2 separate regions of the Homo sapiens genome follow, and region 2 is linked to region 1. A link is an interaction called in ENCODE POLR2A ChIA-PET data of the cell type or tissue named here. Cell type or tissue: Panc1. All regions are shown on one strand.

Region 1 (2,500 bases):
TCAGATGTAACTGTCCTTTCCCATGCACAGGACCATTGAACAGAGAGGTAAACTGAGGCAAGGAGCGGCCTGGGGTGGGCCCCCACCCGAGGCTGAAGGAAGAAGAGCACCCAGGTATTGCACATCCAGCCTCGTGGGCTGCCATGCTCCTGGCCCACCTGGCCACTCTCCAGCATCGGCCTTGAGGTGTGGATGACCACGGAGCAGACAGTCCCCGGCACTCTGCTGCGCCTTAGGCATGCATGAGGCCATCTTCCTGTTTTCAGAGATCGGCCAGCCAACTGTGGCTCTGTTTGTTCGAGAACAGAGCCCCAAGAGTGTGGGGCTGGAGAGCCTGGGGCAAGGGAGGACAGGAGGCTACGGGTCATCCACACCGCGATGGTGGAGGGTGGGCCGGGTGGGCCGGGCCTCTTCCTTCCTTCCTTGAGTACCACAAGAACCAGAGGGCGCTAGTCGCCCTGCATTGCCTGAGCAGCCGGAACATTTTCTCTGCATTAATCTCCATAAATGCCGAGAGCACCCGATCCCATTATGCTAAAATATGAATGGAGAATTAACTAAAATGTTTGAATACAATTAGGTTAGAAAAAGCGGCTCCTTATTAGCCCCATTATTAGCTGAGACAATGTAGAGGAGAGGCTGGGAGAGTTGCCCTCCTCTCCCCGTCACCCCAGCCTGACTCTGTAGGCAGTTCCAGGCCAAACGGAGCAGCTGCTCCCACCAACTCTGGCCTTGCACTAGGAGTCTGTGGGGTGGGTGGGCTTCAATTCAGCCGGGACCCTCCTCCAAGAGGCCCAGAAGGAAGGCGGGGCAGGAGGACTGAGGCAGGGCATCTGCTTATAGACAGGTCCCGGCCCCTGAGGTCTGTACAAACACCCCTCCACCCTGGCCCCTACCCCAGACGGCAGGTGCTGAGGCTGCCAGAAATCCCCCATTAGAGCACAGGTCCAAAGAGTACCAGGCCAATCTGATCAGCATCTCCTCGGGCAACCCCTTTGTTTTTCAGAGGGAGAGAATGAAGCCAGGCAAAAAGTGACTCATTCAGCTAGCTACGAGGCATGACCGAGCTGGACCCGAACTTCCAGCCCGAGTCCCTCGCCAGTTGCCAGGTGGGTACAGACACAAGGCTTTGAGGCCTTGGCCCAGAGGACACCCCTGGATGGTCTGCCCAAAGGCCTCCAAAGTTGGGGCCTGGCGATGCCACCCTCCTTTGCTGCTCTCTGGACCTCGGCTCTGCAGGCAAGCACCCAGGTGTGGAGAAGAAATAGAAAGCCCCTGGGAGGAGCCTTGGGCAAGCCTGCTGCTTTGAGAGCTCCAACCATAGTCCAGGAGGAGCCTGGACCTGTGGTCACTGATGCATTGGTAGCTGTGGCACCACCTCCCTGCCTCCCACCAGGATGAGCTGCCTTAGGTGGAGAAAATACCAGAGTCAGACAGTGGGGGGAAGGGCATATCTAGGGCAGCCCAGGTCCCCACTTCGGGGCAGGGAGGGAGGAAGGGTACAGAAGGAGGGCCGCAAGGCAACAGGCAGTGAGTTAGTAGGAGTCACAGGGAGCCCAAGGCATGGCCAGGGCGGAGGGTTTGCAAAGGGGAGTGGCAATGAGTAGGCAGAAGACAGGGGTCACTCCCAAGGACACAGGCCCCCCACGGCAGAGGCCACACCTTCAGCTGCCGTGGCCAGGCCTGATCACTGGGTCCCGGCCTGGTGGAAGGAAAGAGGGTGAGTGAGTGAAGGTCGACGCCACAGGTGGCCAAGGAGAGTGGAGCTGGTGTTGGAGGCTTAGCCGTCCCGTGGGGCAGCCTGATGACCCAGCAGCCCCGGTCCCTCCCTCCATCTGGGAAGCCGGGGTGGACCCAGGCTTCTGGTCAGGCCCATTCCCCAGATAATCACAGGCTCCGCTCTTCTGCCTTTCCCTAGGGTCTGGCTCTCCCGCCCCTGCTGGGAGCAGCACCAGGACAGGAGTGCTAGCAGGGAGGTGCGGTGCACGTGTTTGATTCTCAGCAGCCCTGGACTGCGTTTGACTCTGTCCCCATCACCCTGGTGGGTAGATCAGTGCATCTGCACTGCTGTAGGAGAACCTCTGGGGTAAGCCCCAGGAATCTGTGTTTATGCTTTCCAGGTGATTCTTATGCACATGGAAGTTTGAAAAGCTCTGGCATAGGCCACGCAGAACTCCAGGTCCTAGGAAGTGGGATATGGGATGACCTGAGCCCTTGTTCGGGGTCTCTGAGTCCTCACCAACAGCCAGGGAAGGTAACTGGTGTACATGCCTGCGTGTGCCACCCCAGGATACAGTGGGGTCTATCCACTTCAGGAGCACAGCAGAAGGTACCCGGAATGGGAGTGCAGTGCAAGGGTCACGAGAGTGTTTAGCACTGAGTGGGTGAGTCACGTCTTAGGAGCCATGAGAGTCTGCATGTGTTGATTTCTGGGATAACACCCAAGGTGGAAAAGTCTCTGTGGGCTAGCCCTGTGCTAGGATGTTTTGGGGTGAGTGTG
Region 2 (2,500 bases), 56 kb before region 1:
GTGCCTGTGGTCCCAGATACTCAGGAGGCTGAGGCGAGAGGATCACTTGAGCCCAGGAGTTCCAAGCTGCAGCGTCCCATGATGTCACCATGGCACTCCATCCTGGGCAACAGAGTGAGGCCTTATCTCAGAAAGAAAGAAAAAAAAAAAGTGATGCTCTTCCTTATGTAGGCTCCCTGCTGTGCCCTCCCTGTACCCTGCACAGGCCTTCAGCCTGGCTCCTAGAATATTCAATAGTTCCTACTTGTTCACTAAACAGATCTGCTAATAGATCTGTTTCCCCAGTGCCTGGCACAGAGTTGGGCATAACGTTACACCAATGTGTGAATGAAGGGATGAATATATGGACCTGGGCTGGGTTGAGGTGGGCAGCTCTATGCCCTAGCCTCTTAGGGATGGAAGAGGACTCTGTACCTTCTCTCCAATCTCTGTCTGATCCCCACCAGGCAGCATCTCCAGGTCAGCTAGCAAGGCACAGGCCTCCAGAGTCTGCTGGTAGCGCTTGGGGTTCAGGGCTTTGCCGAAAAGCACGTTTTCCTGAAGAGTGCAGTTCTGGATCCATGCCTGCTGGGGCACATAGGCCACGGAGCCCTGGCCACAGGAGAAATTTACCTCGGGGCTTGCCCAAGGCCTGGCTGAGCCCCACACCCTGCCCAGGAGCCCCTGCCTCTCTCACCTTCATGTGCACTTTGCCTTCTAGCTTCTCCATCTCTCCCAGCAGGGCAGACACCAGGGAGGACTTCCCACAGCCCACAGGCCCCACCACGGCCACCAGTGCCCCTTTCGGGACCTGGATGTCTAGGCTGGGGGCAAGGACCCCAGGAGTCCAGTTAGAGGCAGGGATCAGGGTTTTGGTCTCCAACCCTCCACCTGCAGAACCAAGCCCTCCGCCCTTCCAGACACCCCCCTGGCAGGCTGAAGCTCTTCCTGCATTCTTGGTCAAAGGCTTTGCAGGGTGCTGCTATTGATCTGAACTTCCAGCCCACCGTGGGCAGCTGGGAAGGGAGTGGGAGAAGCTGGTACCTGTGCAGAGTGGGGGGCAGGTCCTGGGCCCAGGTGAAGGTGCCACTGTGTATGGTGATGGCATAGCCTGAGAGGACCAAGGTGGGCAGGGTCAGGGAGGGAGCTCAAGGGATGGGGTAGCCTGCAGGGAGGCTGGGGGGCAGGGGAAAGGAGGACAGGGGAGGAGCCTGGGCCATGGGGAGGGGATCCTTGGGAAAAGGGAGGAAGAAAGGGATGTGGGGAGCCCTGTGGAGGAGGGCGGAGGAGAGCAGAGAACCCGGAAGAGGGAGGAGGTCAGAGTCGAAGCAGATGTGAACAGAGGAAGAAGAAAAGGGGTCAGGAGAGAACAAAGGAAAAGCTTGAAACAGAGGTTTTTCTGGAGCAAGGACTGGGGCAGGCAGCCCAGGTAGGGGCTCTCTAGACCTGGGGAGATGGTCTTTCTTTCCACACTCTGGGGGTCAAGTTCCTCTTGGCTCAGGAATTGCTGGATCCGTTTCAGAGACACACTGGCCTACGGGAGGATGTGAGTCAGCCCTAGAGACTGTACTTTCCCAACCCCCAACCCCTACCCTCGCCCCATCCCCAGCATCCTGGGCTAGGCAGGACCCCCTGAGGGCCCAGACACTAGCACTGGGGTCCCTCCCACGACTGAGTCTTCCATGGCTCCCACTGCCCAAAGAGAAAGTCCAGGTTGGTAAGAGGAGGCTATCTACAGAACTCAGGTTTCCAGACACCCGACCTGACCACCTGTGACTCCAAATGACCCCTGACCTTAATGACCTCATTCAACCTTGAATAGCTCTTCATAATGCTAGCAACCTTCCCTGAATCCAATAACTCCCCCTGATTATCCCTTGCCCTAAGTGACCCTTCCCTGACCCCAACAACCTGTTCCAACTCCAGTAGAGCCCCCAGCCCTACCCAGGGTTACCTGAGTCAGGTTGCTGATTAACTGGGGCAGCATGTTGAGGGGAAGTCTTAAGATATTAAACAAGGACACAGACACAAAGGCCTTCTCGGCGTCCAGCACATTGTTTGGGTCCACGTACACGTACACCCAGAGGGTGATCAGGGTCACCTGAGCAGCGTGGAGGTGGTGTCAGGGTAGAGTCCAATGAGCCCTGGCCATGCCTGGGCACCCAGAGCCCTGGAGGCAGGGACCCAGCCCTGTGCCAAGCCTCACCAGGAAGGGGCTGCACATCCAGGTGAAGGTGGTTGTGGTGTGGAGGTAGGCCGCCGTGCGCAGCAGCTGGAGCTCACCCTGCCTGATGCCCTCCACCTGCTTCAGGAAGCTGGGCTCCCAGGCGTACAGCTTCAGCACCTTGATGCCGTTCAGGATCTCACTCATCAGCTTGATGCGCGAGTCCTTCAATTTCATTTGCTTTACCTGTGCAGGCAGAAAGAGTGTCAGTGGCACACCTGCTCCCTCCCCTGACCTCCTGCTCACAGGGTCCTACCTTCCATCCATTCTCATCCATTGCAGCCATTCCACGCTGCC

The links. Peaks named below come from ENCODE experiments on the same cell type or tissue, not always from the same donor. Only the 100,000 strongest peaks of a DNase experiment are listed, where the experiment ranks them.
Region 2: POLR2A ChIA-PET joins it to region 1 with 7 read pairs; 8 of 35 experiments call an interaction of 5 or more read pairs at or near these places.

Annotation. Positions count from the first base shown.
Region 1 is chr17:50,611,725-50,614,224 of GRCh38, reverse strand. The region is part of intron 26 of CACNA1G (calcium voltage-gated channel subunit alpha1 G); the gene reads right to left. Among named protein-coding and RNA genes, the nearest start is that of ABCC3, 22 kb to the left of the region's middle. In Panc1, no CTCF peak of the experiment used is centred here; no DNase peak of the experiment used is centred here.
Region 2 is chr17:50,667,443-50,669,942 of GRCh38, reverse strand. It overlaps ABCC3 (ATP binding cassette subfamily C member 3), which reads right to left. Exons shown (of 31, transcript NM_003786.4): 12 at 2,186-2,389; 13 at 1,934-2,080; 14 at 1,426-1,513; 15 at 1,024-1,090; 16 at 677-803; 17 at 415-591. Among named protein-coding and RNA genes, the nearest start is that of ABCC3, 34 kb to the right of the region's middle. In Panc1, no CTCF peak of the experiment used is centred here; no DNase peak of the experiment used is centred here; H3K27ac peaks cover 1,929 bases.